Linked DNA regions of Homo sapiens: all the other regions are linked to region 3. A link is a loop called in an ENCODE intact Hi-C map of the cell type or tissue named here. Cell type or tissue: PC-3. All regions are shown on one strand. Each heading gives the region's core, and the rest is flanking DNA. Links, peaks and the distances in the headings are about the cores only.

Region 1 (8,087 bases), core at 1,289-6,288, 190 kb before region 3:
TTCCCTCTACCAATCCATCCCATCCCACCTTGGCTTACTTCTTGGTTTACATTGATCCAAGTAAGGATTCTCGTTTCTGTTTTAAAAGCATATTTCTATTTAGCCTCATCCCGAAACGAAATAAAACATTGACTACACTCAGTTGCCTAAGCTAGCTAAAAATAAATATTCCTTTGCATGCAAGGATCGTAACTAAAGTTTAAAGGGAGTCTTTGATATGAACACTGGAGTTAAGTGAAATATGTATCATTGAAAACTAACCTTCTTTACTTAATAGAAGCCTTTTAAAGTTTAGGTTTCTTACATACATATGAGAGAATATACATCTTGTTAAAGAGTTTAGTCAGAATTATCTTTAAAAATTCCATAACTCAGCTGGGCGCGGTGGCTCACGCCTGTAATCCCAGCACTTTCGGAGGCCGAGGTGGGCAGATTGCCTGAGGTCAGGAGTTCGAAACCAGCCTGACCAACATGTTGAAACCTTGTCTCTACTAAATATACAAAAATTACTCGGGCATGGTGGCGAGCACCTGTAATCTCAGCTACTTGGGAGGCTGAGGCAGGAGAATTGCTTGAACCCAGGAGATGGAGGTTGCAGTGAGCCAAGATCACGCCACTGCACTCCAGCCAGGACAACAAAAGCGAGACTCTGTCTCAAAAAAGGAAAAAAAAATTCTGTAACTCAATTTTATTTTGCTGACTTTAATTGCTTAAAATTTTTAAGAAAAAATATGGTTTCAAATGACAATTTTTATTTCTTTTCTGTATCTTTCCAATTTTTTATAAAAGGAATAAAATAATTTCACTTTTAGTATCAACTATAACAAAAGCAGGTGTTAAGGAAAATGTACATTTCTTTCTTTGAGAGGTTGATATCTAACATATCCTAGAATGGGAAACAAAAACATTTTTGATTATTTTTGCATCAATAATAAAGCCTGATTTGGACTAATGAAATATTAACCACTTTTTTTTCTCCTCCTTAAATATCACTGCATATTCAACTGTCCCTTGAACATATATTTTTGATATAATACCCATCTAGGGAGAAGCTTAAATTGACTTACACTAAATCAAAATTCTCCCAATTCACATAGGAAATTTAAGGAAACATTTTACATCTTCCAACTGTTTCAGATGTGTTTATCTTAATGGATTTAGTTGAATGACTTACCCAGCGACATACTGGAAGTGTATATGAAAAGTATGATGTGTAAAACTCTTATTTCAGCATTCATTCCACAAGTTCAGCATTTCCAAACTAGTACTTGGAACAGTTTATGATGTTAAGTATTTTAAGTTTTAGTACCTCAAAATAAATTCATTTTTTGAATGATTTAATGCTTAAAATCTCCTAAAATATAATGTTCAAAATTCCCTTGCTTTCTTATTTGAAGTTACAACTTCATCTTCCTGCAGTACAGAGCCCACTTGGATTATATTTGAGAATAGAAAGAAAAATACAAGTTATCTTACTCTCTGAGATGCTCAACAAACTGATTAATCTTTATTAAGATAATGCATTGACAAAAAAGTCTGAGTTTCTGGGAAAGTGTTGAAGTTGCCATTGATTATACTAATCCTAAATCCTTTGAAAAATTAATGATTGTTTTCAGAAAGTTGTATCAGACTGCTATAATGGAAAATAGCATTAACATGTTATGCCCCATTCTAAATAAACCCGACTTCAAAATGTCTGTCAGAAAACCGTTTACTTTTTTTTTTTTTTTCCCCCAAGTAACATGTTAAGAGGTGCCTTTCTGAAGATTTTTCTTGGGTACCGGGAACTCAGAATTTTCATTTGAAATATACTAACAGCTTTATTTGGCATGAATGATAAAAGGTGCAGTGTATTGCCTAGTACAACCAGTAATACTTTTTTCAATAAGAATAAAAACAAAAATAATAGTAAGCAGAGCTGTGTTTCTAACCCCAAAGAAGCTGAAGACCTTAGTTTAGATACGTCATAGGAATTCCTTAAGGAGTCCTCCTTTACCTCCTGCCAATACACCAAAGGAATCTTTTCTTGATAAATTCACCCACACTAGTTATCAAATCCAAACATCACAGAAGTAAGTTAGCATCAATTATTTACCAAGCGAGACAAAGGTTTGTCATTTTTTTCCTATCTTTTCCTTCAGCCCTCTTCATCCCCATTAGTTTTTTAATACTTCTTTAATCTCAGAAGCAGTCATTCCTAGTTTATGTCAAAGTCAGGACTTTGGAATTTGGAGCACTATCTTTACCACTTTCTGTAACTATCTCCAGTTTTAGGCTAAAACTACAGGGCATTACTCTTTTTTTTGTTTTGTTTTTTGTTGTTTTGAGACAGTCTTGCTCTGTCGCCCAGGCTGGAGTGCAGTGGTACAATCTTGGCTCACTATAAGGAGGTCATTCCATTTAATATATAATCACTTATTTTATGATTTGTTTGACATATTAAATTATCAAATATAAGTATTTTCTTAATATACCTCTTCTCTGATTTTGTTGATATAGACTTAATAATAAAATCTTTTAAAAGTTTGTTTTCGTATTTGTAGTGTTCTGACTGGCTGGCTAGCTTTAAAATGTTGCCTTTCTTCCTAGTCCACACTAAAATCCATTGAGTGTTCTAATTGTACAAAACACCATAGAAAAACCTTGTCTACCACTTTTAAAAACAAACTGTGAATGTGAAAATATCTTCTGATGTGACTGCCTTATAATGCTCAATACAGCAGTTTTAATCCAGAAGAATATATGACCTGAATGTTTGTCAAACACATGATATGCAGCAACAAAATAATCTTTATTTTACTTCAGTCTGACAATATAATGTATAAAATCACAAATTGTTTGTATTGGCAAGATTTTATTTTACTAATTCTGAGATACTATAAAAATAATACTCTATATATTTAAAGTATTTATTTAGAAAAAACTGGGAAATAAATTGGAGAAGATATTAATTTTAAGAAAAACAAACTGAAATCAAGTCTTTGTCTTAGAGAACAAATAAGACTCTGAAGAAATTGAAAGAAATCTTTTGAAAAGCAAGAGTGAAGTACTTCAGTGATAAGACACAATGAAGTAAAATCTTCCATTTATAATAGCTACAATGACCTTAATTGAATAAAATCTAAATGTCACTAAAGACAGATATCCACTGGTTTGGATTTGAAATTTAAGAACTATACAATTTTGGATGAATTATAACTTATGATTCTGTATTAGGATTCTTCAAATCCTTTTCAGTTTATAAGCTTTAGAAAGTACACAACACTTTCTAGGTATGATGTAAAATTTTTTAAATATTTAAACCATAGAATACATTATTACAATATGTTCTTTAATGTTGATTTTTAAATGTCAGAATAGATGTAATACCAGTGTAAGCCACAGGGTGGGAGTGAAAGGCAAGAACTTGTGTTGAAGCAGCTTAAATACATAATTGCACCATCTTTATAAATCTTTTAAATGCTTGTTGAATTATAAGGAGCTGTAGCTTGGTTTTCTTTCTTCCTTTAATACAGCTGCATTCTTCAGCAAAGAATCTATAACAAAAGACAAACACGTTGATTTAAATATATAGGCCATTTTTACTGAATATCAAAAGAAGTAGACACATAGATTTTTTTCCCCCTAAGTTTCTGAGCGTATGAGGTGCTTGGTGAACAGAGCAGCAATTTTGATCAATAGTTGAATTTGAGAAATTTCTTGAATTACCAGTACCGGAAATAGTAATTGAAGTTACCAGAAATATTTCATCTCTTCAGACTTTCCTTCTTCATTTTCCTTTTTCCTTGATTTTTCTCATTTAAAGAAAAAAATCAATTGTATATTACATATAGGTCTATAAGCTGTCTCAAGTTATTTTTCAGTAGGGAAGGTAAATAAAATTTCCTTTGTGTTTTCTCTTTACTCGACCTCATTTGAATTTGGGAGCAATTTAAAGTAGTAATAGTAATCATTTTGTATGTTTAAGGTAAGAAGACAAGAGGTTTCTTCTCCTAGAAAAGAAACTTCAGCAAGGAGTCTTGGCAGTCCTTTGCTCCATGAAAGGTAGTTCTACATCCTTTTTTCTCAACTCTTAAAAATTATCAATACTGAAATATATTTTATATTTGTTTTTTTTAAGCTTTAACAATTGCAAAAAAAATAGCCTTTTAGAATAAGTGGAAGTGACCAACCCCAGAATCCTACATGTTAAAGATGACCTAAACAAGTCATGCAGTTAATAGCAGAGCTGAATCTAAAACTTGAATTCTGTAAAGCTCTACTATTTCAATAGACCAAGTGTTAAGGTCGTATTTCTTTATATGGATGGCTCCTAATGTGAACCTTACCAAAATGAGGAATATTTAATATTCTATTTAAGATATTTGCAGAGAACAAAAGTCAATGCATTGAAATTTCTAATGTGAGAATAAGACAGCCAACATTAGTGTATATATGAATAAGTAGATATGCTAGACTATACTATATTTATGTATTAAAACTTTTAATTTATCACTTACTTTGTGCCTGGCCCTCTACAAACACAAGCTGATTTTGGGGACATTGTTTAGGAATTTAAAATAATTTTTTTTTACTTTTAAATAATTATTTTGTGGCACATAAAATGGTACTACATAAGTTTGATTATTTAAAAAACTTGGAAGTTATAGCTTTACATTTTAAAATGTTGATTTTTTTTTTTAGGGGTAATATAGAGAAGACTTTCTGGGATCTGAAAGAAGAATTTCATAAAATATGCATGCTAGCAAAAGCACAGAAAGACCACTTAAGCAAACTTAATATACCAGACACTGCAACTGGTAAGATTTAATTTAATTTACAGTAATATTGATTTGCTTGATTGAAATTGATTTCCTTTTGAATGTGAAAATATTCCTGAATGCCTATTAAGTGTGTAGCATCTGTAATTTACCCCTCATCCACGTATGTTTGAATGTGTACATGCTGTGTAAGTTCTGTAATGTATTACATGTGTAATTGTTGGTTTTTTTCTCTTTGTTGTATATGGTACTATATAGATTAAATTGAAAGACATAATTACTAATTATCTTAATGAGACATCCCACCTTAAAAAAATACAAAATAAATACAGACTATATCCCTGAAAGTTTTCAGTTGTTTTTTGGGGGACCTTATTAAACATTAACTTTTATGTTAATAAGTGACCTTGAAGCCACACTACCATATTATATGAGCTAAGTAAAATTATAACATCAGGTTTGTTTGTAAATTCTGCCTGAAAGTGCATTACATACACTATGGATAGATGTTTTTTTAATGTTCTTTTTTTTTTAATTCAATACAGAATCTTGCTATGTTGCCCAGACTGGAGTGCAGTGGCTATTCACAGGCCTGATGGTGCACTACAGCCTTGAACTCCTGGGCTCAAGAATTCTTTGAACTCATTTGGTTCAAGAATAAAAACGTGGCACTCAAATTTCCTGAGTGCTAGTTGTGTTTAATGCACAAAATACACATTTAGTATAAAATATAATTTAGAAGGAACATTTGTTTTACATATGTGTTATAGTATGTTTTGTAAATGCTGTACCCTTTCCTAAAACCCCAGACTGGCTTCCTGGTGTTTGCTTCAGTAGTTCTATATGAATAGCAAAATCTAAGGGATTAGGTCTGGCAACCAAACACTTCTGCAAACAAAAGGAAGGTAAACTGATCATTTATAATGATAAATTCTCCTTTACCTTTGTGATTTGAGCTATTCTGCAGACAATTCCCAAAGGATGTGATTTACAGTTTTCACTCTGAGAGATGTTGCAGTCTTGCTGACTAACACCCTTTTAATTAAAGATCACTTTCCATTTCTTGCAGCTCTTACATCTAGGCTATTTAAAATCATTTTATAGTGTAAATTCACTTTTTGCTACTACTACCATTTTATTTTCAGAAAAGTTACACAATGTGGTATTACAGAAACAAAATAATCTTTGTAGACAGACATAATTTGGTTCTTTCTCTCCCTTCCCCCACCTCCCCAAAAACAACTCTTTTCTTCACCTTAATTTTTGTCATTTTCATGAGAAATTGATCTTTTGTATGGACTAAAGATAACTAGGTACCTCTGAAGTAAATGAATTATTTCTGTTTAAAATATGCTAGCTATGGAGATGTAGTACCTAGAATTCATAAACATGCTTTTTTGAACATCAACATCTTTTCAAGGCATTGTAATGGTGATATATTCTTTGTTACACAGAAAACTTATCTCATTATCAATGGCTTAATACTTTGACCATTTTTAAATTGCACAGGTCTAAATCTGAGTATGTGTCTGTCAGCTAGAACACTGAGTATTTAACTTCAATTTCTTCTCCACTAAAACTGCTTCCTGATGCCTTATTTTTATGCTTTATATTAACAGTGTCACAAATAATAAGTACATTATTCTCAAAATATTTTGTGCTACAGACTCTAGTGAAGTTTTGCTGGGGTCCAAAGAGAAACCAAAATAAATATTATACTCTGACAGTGGTATATCAAAAGGAGAAAGGAAAAAATATTTTTTGAAAAGATGCCTATTCAGGGTTTCCAAGTATGTATGCTACACTGTATAAAAATATAGAAGAACTATTTTGAATATGATTTGCACAATATATCTGGGAAGAGTACGTGTATTGTCCCTATGTTATTTTGTATTAAAATTTGATTTTTACTTTTAAATAACCAGATATGATTCATTTGAAAATACTGAGTTAGTAGAATTCTACATTTCCTATTTATTATTACTTTGTTTTTTCTACTCATCTACATATGGCAGTAGACTTAAGAAATGATAAAGATAAAATGTATGTTTATCCATAGCTTCAAATAAAGTACTGTTTGGTTCATAAAGGAGTGTCCAATTTCAGTAGAGATTGGGAAGGAAGAATATAGGATTAAGGGTAACAAACATCCATGAGAAGGGTAATAAACAACCATGAGGTCTTTTTCTTTTGTCAATATACAACGTGATTATACTGAGAAGTAACTAAATGGATAGCCTGTATTTAAAACTGGGAAATCTAAAAATATTTCCCATTTTACTTTTTCCTTGCAAAGCTAAGTAGTCTTAAAATAGACAAAATAGAAAAGCTATTTGCTCACCTGATCATGTTTCTCAATATGGTGTCAGGATGACAAGTGCTTTCATGCATCTCATTTGAGTTTTAAGTTGTCTCAGCTTAGATTTCTAGTAGCATTAGGAATGTAAGGTTTAAATTTTTTTAATAGATATTAACTCTCACTGCTTGAGCAGATTAACTCAGATTATTTTAATGTGGCTGAGTTTTATGCCAGCTAGCTTTGCTGAAAGAAAATATCTGTTTTTTTAGAGCTGTTTGATTTCTCCTCGTTTTGTTCACAGCGGGGATAGATCAACTGCTAGAAAAATAATTCAAAGCACATTTCTGTCAATTTGGGGACTTCTCTCTATATATAGAAACCAACATGTTCAATTTAGCCTAATGGTTCAGAGCACAAATCTACAGTTAGGTTGCCTGGGTTCCAGTGGCAGATCTACCACTTACTATAATAGTTGTGTGGCCTTTGAATTAACCTCTCCAACCAGTTTCTTCACATGTAAAGTGGGGATAATAATAGTGCCTGCCTCAGGATTACTTTGAGTATTATATGAATTAATGTACATACAATTATTATAATAGTACATGCCATGTGGAAGTGCTATTAATGTTAATAGTCATTTCCATTAGCAGCAGCAGCAGCAGATTCTCCAGCATTCACCTTGTTCTCCTTGTGAAGATCATTTGATAAGTCTCTCCTCTTCGGGTGTTACAGAATCTGATTACCTCAACAGTTGGTTTTCCTGATTTGTTATTTGCAAGTAGCAAATGTCATCTACAAAGACAGTACTGTTTCCTAGACTTTCCTACCACTTTCAAGTCTACTGCCAGGGAAAATGACTACTCGAGAGTTAATGGACTTTAAGAACCTCAGAGGCTAAAGAAATCCAGATAAACAATTAAGCTTGGTGACAATTACTATAGCACTCCTAGTCATAGAGTATCTGGTAAATGTTGATTATTATAGTAGGCTTTGTAGGGGAGAGATTACAGATTCATTCAGAATTCATT
Region 2 (5,000 bases), core at 1-5,000, 530 kb after region 3:
AAGTTGTCTAGTTAGTGAGCATAGAAATCTTTTTTGTTGTACAGATACTATAAAACTCTAAACATGATTCTTGTAAAGAGCATATGATCTATTGACTATATTCTTGATTTTCTCTATTGAATATGTTCTTTCAAAATTGAAATCAAATTACTTACTCTTTATTTAAAATTCTATCTTGACCTATATTTTACTACTTCTATTCTTACCCTAGCTGTGTTCTGTAGAATAAGCCTTCAGTTACTCTTATTGTTTTCTTTTGTTATTGTTAACATTTATTCTGTTCCACCTATTTTTCCCTAGAAAAATAACATTGCCAGTCTGCTTCCACTCAAAGAGCCATTTAAACTGAACAATAAAAGAATTGATGAGCTGATCAAGAAAAAACACTATAGTTATTCAGAATTTAGACATGGGGTCATGATTAATGAAATCATTAGTGGGTCTTCTGTCTACACTTTCTTTGGTAAACTATATTATGTTTACAGAGCCTCTTGATGTCTTCTTCAATATGAAAACCCAAATGATCCCATCTCTAAGTTATATAACATGATAATTTACTCTATATGTGTTTTGTATTATGTGAATAATTTAATACTAAATAATAATATTCCTTCTATGTATTAGCAAATCTTGAATTTTGAGAGTTCTAAGAAGCAGACATACAGCACAGTTATCAGGCTAGCTGTGAGTTAGATACCCTGAGTTTTGAGGTCAAGTAGAATAGTGAAAAATATTTTGCAATTAAAGCAAATACAGCATTGTGGGGTTGTTGGTTTTTTTCTCTTTTTTTTTGTCATTTTAAAAAGTTTTGTACTAGGTGTTAACATTTGAGCAGAAAGTTTCATATTATTTTTCATTAGTTAAAAGCAGTTTTTGCAATGGATAATTGCTAAACTTGACCAGAAACAGTCTTTATCACCAGAGGGAATACTATATAATGAAAACAATCTTGTAATTTTTAAGTCAAAAAAAGACCATTAAAATTTTTGTCTAATTGTTATGCTGAATTTTTTCCTCAATATATTCATAATGTCATCAAAAATATTTTATTAATAAAGCACTGAACTAGTGGCTATCACAACTAATTTTGTTAAAATAGTGACATAACATTTAATTTACATATTATTTGTTTGGCAGGTCCTGTAATGTTTTATTGAGTTGTTTGTTACATATCTCATGAATTATAATTTATACCTTGCCAACTCAGCAAGGGCAAAGAACTTTAGTTTTCTCTGATTCTCCCAAACTGCTCTATGCATAGTAAGTGTCAAACATTTGATAGAAGTACTTAATGTCTGTTTGAAACAGTTTCATCTTACTATTTAATGCAAATATTTATGGCAAACTGGAGTACTTAAGTTTGTGTGTATATATATATATATATATATATATATATATATATATATATATATATATATATTTGTCAGTATCTCAAAAATCAGCCTTTATAAGAAATCCTTAGGCAAGATTTAAAATATTCATAAGCAGTTAACCAGCATTTGGTGTTTCAGTGCCTGAATTACATATTTAGCTTGTACATATATAAGGGGCAGGACACTAATGCCAACTTTAATTTCTTATTCTAACTTAATTTTTGCCAACTTATAGAATTGCTGAAACTTAGAATGTGTTTGAAGAGTAATTAGTAGAAATCAGTTTGTCAACAAGCATTTTTTGAGTACCCATTGTAACTGAAACCATATGTTAGACTCAAAAAACGAGAGCAGGATTTGGATTTGGTTTTCATTTCTAAATTTCAGGACTTACTCTGTGTGTATGTGTGCATGTATGTATGTGTGCATGTGTGAGTGCCTCTGTGTGTGTATTGGGGATACAATTAGTATAAATCTGAAAATAATTGTTGAATTTAGCAGGTCACAATTTTTCTCTTTTAAAATTAGCATTTTGTTTCCTCCCAAAGAGAAAATAAATAACATTTTCAAATATGCTTTGAATTAATGTAATTAGGCAGACCATTGGCAAATTATAGAGTGTAAGACAGCTAAGGAACCCTTTAAATGTCATCTATGTTCTTAAGAATTGAGAACAAGATCCCGCCAAATGACTTTTATACCTGCAGAAATGACAAAAGATGCTCACAAATTTATAGATAATGTGTTTATCATGGAACTTTTAGCTCCTTTTTCTATGTAGCAATTTTGCTACCCATTATATTGCTTAATAATTGCTCTGCTAGCATTTCTGGACAGGTGCAGAAGAGGATGAAAAACACAAGGATTCATTTTTGCCACCTTATCTATTTTTAAAGCATTTTGAAAGAAGGAAAATTAAAACTTTAATTAAGGCCTGGGGGATTTTTCTGTGGTTTTTCAATTAGCCAAGTTGCTGTGCTCTGTATTAGCTTAACATGAATAATTGGAATTTAACTTTGCCTATCAAGGAAGATGTTTGCAGTTAAATTAGAAAAGGAGACAGATTCTTTAAGACAATAATAAGGTGTATTAACTATATTTCTCAAGACTCTCAGGCTTAGGGTAGCTAGCAACTCCAAGTAGATTTTACTAGTTGTTTGTTTTCAGATGACAGTGTAGCTATTTGTAATTTATTCTACAATCTTTGGAGTGTATTTACTTTTTGCTCTACAAAGATTTCAGGCCTAAAGTTGGGCAGACTCTGTGTTTGTGATCAATCTATCAGTTCATATTTGTCTCCAAGATCTCTCTGCAATTCAATTTATGTTCAGGGCAAGAATATCTCAAGGACTAATGAGATCACTGGATCATTTAAACCATTATTTCCTGTTTTGAAATGTAAAAATACTTTAGTAATCTAATTTTTAAATAAGATAAACCAAAGTAAGTTTAAAATAACTTTTTTTCATTCAAAATATTTGTTTGAAATGCTCAGTTTTTCCTGGAGGAAAAAAATTTTTTTGACTTTGCTGCCACCTCATGGCTAAGGCAGTAATTAGAAATAGTTCTTCAGGCTCTTACAGAACTACAGTTGCAGAAGAAAAAATAATCCATGGAGAAGTCATAGTAAATATGAGCTTTGCCTTGCTCATGTAGTAATTTTATTTCATTTGTTCTTTAGTCCAAGTTCGATAGTCCCATCTTTGACTTACAAGTTCATTTCAGTCATTGTATGTCATAGTTTTCTTGTTGCCTTTCTCATCTTTCTTGGCAGCTTTTGGACTAGATAATTCTACAAAGTCATTGTTCTTAGTCAATAAGCAATAATAATCTCACTGCAGAAATCGTGTTTGTATCACAGCTCTGCGGCCACCCACCAGTGGTGAGGCCACAACAAATTATTTAACCCCTTTATGCTTCAGTTTCCTCAGACATGGAATATTAATAATAGCATGAACATATTTTATGGTATTGGTGTGAAAAGTAATTTAAATGATGTATTTAAATAGCTGGGCATAGTGTCTGACCTTAGTAACCAATCACTATTACATATGTCATATTTTCAATATATCTCGTGTTAGGAACTTAGTAGATATTAGATTTAATACATACTAATTAATTGGTAAATCAATCGTTTTATACATTTAAATTTAAAAAGCAGTTCATGTTCAAATTTTTCATAAACCTTTGCATATTTCTCACCACCCATCCAAGTTGAACTTGAAACTCGTAATGTAATGCCTGCTAAATCATTGTGAGAGCCATAAAGGAAAAGCCTCAGCATCTGAACTACAATTGATCAGAAGGTGTTAGTTTTCTGCAAGAAATGTGTCCGGTTTTTTCTTAGTAGCTCCATTTGTTTTACTTCCTCTGGCAGGAATGCAAATCATTGCATGGAGAGTATGTTGGACGGGCCTGTGGCCATGATCACCCATATGTTCCAGATGTTCTATTTTGGTCTGTGATCCTGTTCTTTTCCACAGTTACTCTGTCAGCCACCCTGAAGCAGTTCAAGACTAGCAGATATTTTCCAACCAAGGTACTTAGACTATTTCTTGATCTAAATGTAAAATAACATAGGACAAAAGAAAGAGTAATTGATGTAATAAAAGGAGCCACTGAAAGGCTTTTGTGTGAGTGAGCTGCCAGGTTAGTTGTGGAGTGAGATGAGGGGCTGAAGAGAAAGAATTTGTGATGCAGGTGCTGGGAGTGCATATGCAGGCTTTTCTCCTAACTGCAAACCCCACGGATCAACTCCTACTTTCCTACTGACGTTTTTGGAAATTCACAGCACACACTGCATTACTGATTGTCACTTTTTTGCCCAGTGAACAGTGGGAACTATTCCAGCCTGACAGATACCTCAGAGGAGCCTATGTTACATTCTCTAATTGGGGAAGCCCCGGCAAGACTCATTGGAACAATATTCTCTTTTTCAATGTTTAAACCGTCAGTCCCTCCCCCTAACCCACCACGTTTGCATCTGCATATTTGGAAAGGAAAGTAAACAGAGAAACAGCTTAGTTCAATATTTAACACTGCAAAGTAACACCTATAATGTCTGATTCCGCCAAAAAAAATTTAAAAAAAGGAAAAGAAACAAGGAAACAAGCTTCTGAGGGATGAGCTATAGATTATGATCAAAATTCCACTCTGGAAAAATATTTCAAGAACTGTTCCTTCCGAAGGGGGCTTCTTTTTTGTCACCACTTTCTTCTCTAAGGTGGAAGATTCATTTATTTCCCCAAAAATCTTAGTCTGATTAATACAAAAACATTTTTCTAAGCTGAAACAATAATCTTAAGCATTTTGTGTATGCTTGTGTGTATGTCATAAAGGCATCTTAAAATAAACTAGATCTGGATAATAATTATATGTGAATATTTGCTCAGAATTGGCTTTATAAATGAGAAATGGCTTTAAAAATTGGCTCACATAGAATAAATTTTAAATTTGCCCACTCTGTTGTGTACATTCCCAACTGTCATGCTTATATTCTAGATAAACTAAAACATTATGTTTCTTTGATAAGAACAGATAATTTTATTTTATGATGCTTCAAGTTTATCATATTAAAGTGTTACCTGTGTGAAAGAGATCCCTAAAATCCAGCCAAATTCTGCCCAT
Region 3 (8,087 bases), core at 1,507-6,506:
GCATTGTATAAATCAAGCTTTCATTGTGTAATCTATTATTTTATTAGCTACTTAACTTTTTGATTTAGAAATTCTAAGAATGTAACAATATACTAGTAAAGTTAAATTGTAAAATATTTAAGTAAGGTCTGGCTTTCTTTACTAGTTTCATCAGCTACTGAAAAAAATTTAAGTAATTTATCTACCAGTAATATGGTTCTGTTTTCTCTTTCCTCATTTTTGTTCTTTTAGGACCCCAAACGTCATTTGGAGGAACATGTGGATGTACTTATGACCTCAAATATTGTCCAGTGTTTAGCAGCTATGTTGGATACTGTCGTATTTAAATAAAGCAACGAAAAACGCTATTAATGATGCCTTCAGTGTATATTCCTCTGTTGTTCCTAATGCTCAAAATCAAGGGACCTCTGAAGGTGTACTTGGCTAAATGTAAGACATCTGGCATCATTTGCAGCACTGTAACACCTTCAGTCTCAGTTGTGCAATTACTTCTGTTTCTTTAGTCAGGGTCTTTGCAGATTCTAAAGTTATACATGAATACATCAAAGTGGACAAATTTTGTTAAGATCCCATTTAATATTTGAAAAAATCAGTAGCACAAATATATTTTGATTGTCACTTACAAAATAAAATACATTTACAGTCTATGCCTCCTGAGATCTTTTTGGCAATGGGTGGGATTGATGGAATAACATTTGACAGTGGTCTAGAAATCTCACACAAAGATATGTTTCCGTTTGCATTTTAAGATCTTACAACACATAAAACATCAGTGTGATAAAACTTCACAGATGTATAATGATTTCCATTAATGAGTGGCTACCTAATTAGTGAGTAACTCAGAAAAAATGTTGACATTTTATTAGCATTTGTCATAAGCTAAATATTGTATACTCACTATCTTATAAACATACTTTTAGGATTTTGGAAGAGTACATTTACAAAGAAAAGGGAGCAATTTTAATTTAGACTTTATCATGTTTTAAAAGAGTACATTTCTACCAACAGTTTTGAAACTGGGAATTGGCTGCTGCAAACTCTACTGGACTTTCATCTAAAATAGCCACAGAAAGTATATGTCTAAAAAGCAAAATGAGAAAAGTAGTCATAATGTGAGTTTAATATAAGCTTATAAGCAATAATTTTGCTATTGTTTGGTCTCATCTTTTCTAAATTAGGACTACCCAGTTTTCTAATAGAGAAAAAAAAATGGCTAATACCAACTTCTAATGTGATGTACAAAAGTAACTGCCCCTGTTATTACTTACGGTTCAGAACCATACTGATTATACCATTTGTATGGCAAAAGATACAGAGACAAAGATCTAATTCTAGTCTGCACCCTTGTGAAAATATGGTGAGAGTATTACTGTAGCTTCATTAAAGGAATGTTTTACATGGACTTGCAATTTAACTTAACCTACTAGAACTGTTATGAGTGCTGTGATAGATCAAATTACTGTCCTACTGGAACAAGTCTAGGCTCTTATTGGTTCCCTAGTGAAGTTACCAGAAACTGAAAGTCAAAATGGCTTAAATTCCCAGTATGTTTCACAGTATCTTTTTTGGTGGAGTAAGAAGTATTCTGAGCATTTCTTGCTTGTCCTGTGGTTTACTGTTTCAGATATAGTGACAGTATATTTTATGTAGGACATGTAATATGTATTAATTTAAGTTGTTGGGATTACATTTAACCATTTAAAATTCAAATATAAGTGGAAGTTAGTGAAATTTTCTTTTGCCTAATTCAAACTTGTGTGCAGGCTTTTTGGATATGATTTTTCCCTTTGCAAATAAGATTCTATAACTTATTTCACAGATGTTGTTAATGAGTGCTAGTCAATGATTTTTTGGGGGGTACAGTGCCCTCAGAAGAAGGCCTTAACATTTCAAGAACTATTCTCAATATTTGGGTTGAAAGGGTTTTTTTGTTTTTGTTTTTGTTTTCTACTTAGTCCTCTGAAAATATCCTGAGTCCTGTGACTGGAAAGGCTTACCTTGCCTGTTTTTTTGCCCTTATTTGATCACCCCATCTTCCTGGACTCCCTATAGCCACACACCACTTACTCTCACTTAGTTCATGTTGGTGACATTCCCAGTTTCAGAACCTTGTCAAAATCTTTGCTAGCAAAAACCTACATTACTTTTTGTAGATTTGGAGTCGATCAAAATCAAGATGCCCTAAGAGGCAAGGCTCAGTGAACACCTTTGTCTTGGAATGTACAGCTATTTTCGCAGCAGCCTGATGTCCCAGGCCCAGTTAGGCACTGAAAAGATGCATTTAATCACAAACTTAGTAAGCTGTTTAAGACTGTATATGTATGCGCGCACATGTGCACGCAATTACCCCTCCATCATGCAGAGGTAAAGCAGCTCTGGAAACAAAACTGTTTGTCTCTAGTGCAGAAATGTCCCTGCTTTTCTCTCAGACTAATACGGGGGCACTGAAAGCTCCGGCCTCACTATTCAAAGTGTCATCTGCCTGGACCAATAGCATCTGGGTCTTATGGAAATTCGTTATATATACAGAAAGCAAGCCCCACCCCAGGCCTATTGAATCATAATAAAGAATCCTGGTGTGGTTCATATACACTTTAAGGTTTGAGAAGCCCTGGCCTTCTTTTAGAAGTACGGTTCACAGGCACATGTGGTGATTCTGAGGAAAGCCTTCATTTTCCTTAGTATATATAAATTCAAGGCATACCCTATATGTGAGCAATCACTGAATTTGGTACTGATAATCCAAAGTGGGTCAGAGAGCACATCAATTCAATTCCTTAAAAACTCTGAAGGAGGTGCACTCTTTCCCTTTTCTATCCTTTAACACCTTAACATTTCAATTTAGCATAAAAAAAAAACAGTTTAGGGTGTCGAGAATGGCAAAGCCTCAAAAAGAGCCCAGGTGATGTCTCACCTCTACACATTTAAGGCTCTGTCCCACTGAGAACGGAGGAAAGTACTGTCTTCCGAAGCACCGGAGGGAGAGGCACTCAGGGACAGAGAAGTTGAAGATGGAGAAAGAAGGAAACAAAAGTAGCCAAAAGTAGTCAAGAGGTCAAAAGCCTCTCATGAGGGCAAATGGCAGTAGAAGGTCAAGGGCAGAAAAACAAGTGTCAAATGGCATCCCCTACTCCCCTCCCCCGCACCCCAACGATTCAACAGCTAAGACTGCTTGTTTATGAAGCTTCCTGGCCAGGAGCTGAGGTTTGCTTTCGAAAGGAAAAATGGGTCTGGCTCTCTTTTTATCCCAGAAAATTGTCTCGGCTTTAGTCTGGGACATCTGGTCAACAACCTGCCCTGCCCAGGCCGCCAGCGCAGGGCCTTGCCCGCGGCGCGTTGATGGAGGCCGCAGCTGGTGCCCTCTGCAGCCAAGGCGCTCAGCCCGCCTGGAGGGGCGCAGTCTCGGCTCAGCGCTGACCGCTCGGCCCACCGAGGCGCAGCTCTGAAAATGCACCACAGTGGCGAAGCGGCGAGTCTGGATAACCCGTCTCCGCCCATGCTCAGGACCCACCCAATGTCCCCAGGCGCTGCTCTCACTCCGGGAGCTGCCCCGGCCCGGGTAGGACAGACGCGCTCGCTCGAAGCCAGAGGCTCCCCCGGCTGAGGTGCCCAGGCCGCTCCTCCAGCCCGGGAAGAGCGTGTGCCCCTGGGGTCTGCGCCAGACGCAGCTCACCCCTTGCTCCTTCAGTCTCCCGGGCGGAGCCCGCCCTCGGGCCGGCCAGCTCTCGGGGCCGAGCGGAGCTCTGGGCGGCGCTCCTCCTGCTCATTCCCGCGCGGCTCGGCGTCCGGGAGGAAAGCCGCGGGAGGGCAGGTCAGCGAGCGCCGGGCCGCGGGAGGCAGCTTTGGGCAGATAAAAAGCCTCTGCCGCTCTTGGCCCTCTGGCTCAGGCCGAGGGCTGGGCTCCTCTGTAGAGCCGGTGCTGGGAGACTTCCTCCCTACACCTCGGGGTCTCTTCGGGCCTCGTGCTATTTATTTGTGCCAACATCTTTTTAAATTGGTTTTTTTCTATTCCTCTTTAGATTCTTTTTCCTTTTAAAAATTATTGGCATGGATGCTTTTTCTCCCCTCCAGATTATATAAACATTAAACACACACACGTACACACACACACACGTTTTCAGTAGCGATTACTGTGTTGACACCACTTCCACTCTGTCTCCCCAGATCAGCGCTTCTGACGAGCCCATTTGCACGGGGACTCGGCCCTCTCTTTTCCTGGCGAGGCTTTTGAACCTGTCGCCAAGCCAGTACCTCAGAGAGAAGGAAATGCAGAGGGACGAGAAGGATGCATGGCGCCTGCCCCCAGTTAGATGTTCTTCAGATAATCTGCAACCAAGTGCGCTGATAAAATATTTAATAAAGAGCCGGTAAACATCACTGCAAATACATTAAGGCATTTCAGCCCGACAGCTTATGATTATTTCAAAACTTAAAAAGGAGATCATAGATTGTCACTGTTTCTGTACTCAACCAAGAAACCGAACCTTCCTGAGGTGGGTGGATTGGTGGGTGAGTTGCTGCTTTTCGCCCCCTCTCCTCCCCCCTTCTGCTTGTCGCTGTGGCTCTCAGCAGCAGGGATTTATTTATTTATGTTTGCAGTTTAAAAGGTGGGGGTGGGGGCGCCGAGGACATGTAGGATCTGCTCACAAAGCACCAGCTCAGGTGTTGTGTGCTTTTGTATTAGCTGGAAAAGACAGACTCTGGAACTTTTACAGGGCGAGAAGAGGCCACCGGCTCGCGCTTTGTATACTTTGCACTTGAAATCGTTACATTCAACTGAATATTTGGCTCATTCAGATCCGAAAAGTCTCCTAGCATCGTCGAATTCCCTCCTCCGCCCCTCCGCTCTAAAGGGGGGAAGGGGGGGAAGGTAGGAAATGTTTAGTAAATTCCACATCTTTGAATCTTCCTAAAGCAGTGGTCACAGAGCTTAAAGGTGACACAACAGTGCTCACGTAAACCAACACACATTCCCCACCCCCCAAGCCAACAATAAAATCATCCCCTTCAATTTGCCATGATCGTCGCTACCAGGAGCCAGGTGATTATCCTAATTAATGTCTATCTAATTAAATTACTGTCAGCAGCTAACCAATGGCAGGAGCCGTTTCATCGGCTGCACAAGCAGCAAGATCAAAAGTGAGCCTTTTCTGATTGCTGCATAGTGTCAATTGGCCAATCTCTTCTCCCAGGGAAAAAAAAAAGTAAATCAAACCTTTGAGAAGCATTTGCTGGTTGAAGTGCTTTCTGTCTAGTGAGGGGGTCTGTGGATTTCTAGTTTATGATAAATAGGACTTTAAAAACCAGGGACGGGAGGGCGAGTGTTCAGGTTCTAGAGCTATGCAGCTGGAGCACTGCCTTTCTCCTTCTATCATGCTCTCCAAGAAATTTCTCAATGTGAGCAGCAGCTACCCACATTCAGGCGGATCCGAGCTTGTCTTGCACGATCATCCCATTATCTCGACCACTGACAACCTGGAGAGAAGTTCACCTTTGAAAAAAATTACCAGGGGGATGACGAATCAGTCAGATACAGACAATTTTCCTGACTCCAAGGACTCACCAGGGGACGTCCAGAGAAGTAAACTCTCTCCTGTCTTGGACGGGGTCTCTGAGCTTCGTCACAGTTTCGATGGCTCTGCTGCAGATCGCTACCTCCTCTCTCAGTCCAGCCAGCCACAGTCTGCGGCCACTGCTCCCAGTGCCATGTTCCCGTACCCCGGCCAGCACGGACCGGCGCACCCCGCCTTCTCCATCGGCAGCCCTAGCCGCTACATGGCCCACCACCCGGTCATCACCAACGGAGCCTACAACAGCCTCCTGTCCAACTCCTCGCCGCAGGGATACCCCACGGCCGGCTACCCCTACCCACAGCAGTACGGCCACTCCTACCAAGGAGCTCCGTTCTACCAGTTCTCCTCCACCCAGCCGGGGCTGGTGCCCGGCAAAGCACAGGTGTACCTGTGCAACAGGCCCCTTTGGCTGAAATTTCACCGGCACCAAACGGAGATGATCATCACCAAACAGGGAAGGTAATACTACATTTTTGGCTGCCGCTGCTCTAGGCGCAGCCGGGGACAAGTGCACCTAGGCTGTGACTGCCGCGGCAGCGACGATTTGGGGTCGGGAGCGGAGTGGAAGGCGCCCTAGAGTTGGCTAGTTTTGGAAAGGGGGAAAGTGGAAGGGATAACCGCCAGGGTGATGTTGGTGGGGGGGACCCCGTTCTAGGAACATAGTGGGAGAGCCAGTCAGTGGCCAGAGGAAGGCAAGAAAAAGGAAGAGCCCTGGCCAGCGGCTGGGCGATGGGAGGGACGCATCAACACTGGCATGCACGGACAGGTGGAGACGCAGGTCGCCAACCTCGCTCTCCACCTGGGCAGTGATAACTGCCACCTTCCCACTCCAGCTCACCCGCCGCTCTCCCTGATTTGGGTTGCACTTCTTTTCTTCTCCCACCACCCTTTTTCTAATCCAGCAAATATTCGCCTATTTGCTGCAAGTACAAGTTTTGCTTTGCTAACTGGCGCCCCGCTTCTTGCATTTAATCTTTAACATTTATGTTTCTTTTTTCCTTGTTTTCTCCCCCCACCCCTTAATTTAAATAGGCGCATGTTTCCTTTTTTAAGTTTTAACATTTCTGGTCTCGATCCCACGGCTCATTACAATATTTTTGTGGATGTGATTTTGGCGGATCCCAATCACTGGAGGTTTCAAGGAGGCAAATGGGTTCCTTGCGGCAAAGCGGACACCAATGTGCAAGGCAAGTCCTTCCAATTAACACATTTTCTTGACACTTATTTAGGTGAGAATGATTAATTAAAGCCTTTGTGGACTGGCTCGAGCGACTTTTAAAACGATCGGCCAATGACTTCTAAAAGGAAACGAGGGGGACAGGGGGACAGACTGAGCTGCGAGAAGGGGGAGGATTATGCAAAAGCTATTTTAATCACCCCCAGTTAATAGGAAGAAAGAATGGCCTAAAAAAGCCCCAGTTAATGGGCTTCATGGTGGAGTAAGGTGTGTGTATGTGTGTGTGTGTGTGTGTGTGTGTGTGTGTGTGTCCTACGTGGTGAGGAGCTGGGACTGGGCAGTGCCAGGGGCATATGTAAACAATGTATTTCTTTCTCTAGGAAATCGGGTCTATATGCATCCGGATTCCCCCAACACTGGGGCTCACTGGATGCGCCAAGAAATCTCTTTTGGAAAATTAAAACTTACGAACAACAAAGGAGCTTCAAATAACAATGGGCAGGTCAGTGGCTCAAGCGCTCGTGTTTTCTCTCTCTCTCACCCCTTCCTCCCTGACATCCAGTTCGTCAGTGTAAAGCAGCATATGGAACTGGATACACGTTTCTTTGCTTCATTAAAAAGACTTAAAAATTGTATTTCCACCCTCCAAATTTATATTAAATCTGTAAAGTTGTTCTCATTGGCAACACCTCCGTCGGCCCAATTTTGGAGTGCCCGACCTTCCCAAGTACTAATACTGATTGATTTTGAGAAGAAACCCCACAAGATCTGCAGGTTGTGGAAATCTTTGTTCCTCCTTACAGGAGGACTAGGAGAAGGGCCCTGAGGATCGGGCGGTCGGCTTCCCCCTTTTTTCCGGTGCCCCGGCTTATCTTCGCTCCCAGAGGTGCGAAAGCCGGTCTGCCCCAGCCAGCCAGCCGCCAGCCAGGCGAGTCCCGCGGTCAGTTAGCCTGGAAGGCGGGCTGCAGGCTGCCTCCGCCGGCCCGGGCGCGCAGCCGGGCGCACACAGCCACGCGCACAGCGACCGCGTTAACACGCCACCCGGCGCTCCCCTTTCTTCCCGCCGGACAGATGGTGGTTTTACAGTCCTTGCACAAGTACCAGCCCCGCCTGCATGTGGTGGAAGTGAACGAGGACGGCACGGAGGACACTAGCCAGCCCGGCCGCGTGCAGACGTTCACTTTCCCTGAGACTCAGTTCATCGCCGTCACCGCCTACCAGAACACGGATGTAAGGAGACCTAGGGGCTGGGGGCGAGGCGGGCGGCACAGACATCTCTCCCACCCTCTCACATTCTCCCGCCATGCAAGGCTAGGGTACTAGCAGCGCTAACATCA

The links. A loop is a pair of places that touch in the nucleus more often than their neighbours do. Peaks named below come from ENCODE experiments on the same cell type or tissue, not always from the same donor. Only the 100,000 strongest peaks of a DNase experiment are listed, where the experiment ranks them.
Region 1: a loop joins it to region 3, with 3.0 times the contacts of the local background. A loop is called at or near these places in 6 of 110 quality-filtered maps.
Region 2: it touches region 3 in a loop (3-fold over the local background); 10 of 110 quality-filtered maps call a loop at or near these places.

The regions. Positions count from the first base shown.
Region 1 is chr2:161,219,948-161,228,034 of GRCh38, forward strand. It overlaps TANK (TRAF family member associated NFKB activator), which reads left to right. Exons shown (of 8, transcript NM_001199135.3): 5 at 3,968-4,044; 6 at 4,684-4,799. It overlaps PSMD14-DT (PSMD14 divergent transcript), which reads right to left. Exons shown (of 4, transcript NR_110593.1): 4 at 3,311-3,536. Among named protein-coding and RNA genes, the nearest start is that of LINC01806, 21 kb to the right of the region's middle. In PC-3, for the core only: CTCF peaks have their summits at 3,398 and 3,601; a DNase peak (open chromatin) is centred at 3,384.
Region 2 is chr2:161,943,816-161,948,815 of GRCh38, forward strand. SLC4A10 (solute carrier family 4 member 10) reads left to right here. Exons shown (of 27, transcript NM_001178015.2): 17 at 3,751-3,912. Among named protein-coding and RNA genes, the nearest start is that of DPP4, 130 kb to the right of the region's middle. In PC-3, for the core only: a CTCF peak has its summit at 2,900 (motif pointing left); no DNase peak of the experiment used is centred there.
Region 3 is chr2:161,411,071-161,419,157 of GRCh38, forward strand. TBR1 (T-box brain transcription factor 1) reads left to right here and starts at 5,227. Exons shown (of 6, transcript NM_006593.4): 1 at 5,227-6,032; 2 at 6,606-6,760; 3 at 7,131-7,252; 4 at 7,822-7,980. The coding sequence starts at 5,341. PSMD14 (proteasome 26S subunit, non-ATPase 14) reads left to right here. Exons shown (of 12, transcript NM_005805.6): 12 at 232-647. The coding sequence ends at 330. RefSeq lists enhancers at 3,442-3,591, 5,353-5,975 and silencers at 3,642-3,811, 3,882-3,931. In PC-3, for the core only: a CTCF peak has its summit at 3,516; no DNase peak of the experiment used is centred there; H3K4me3 peaks cover 2,315 bases.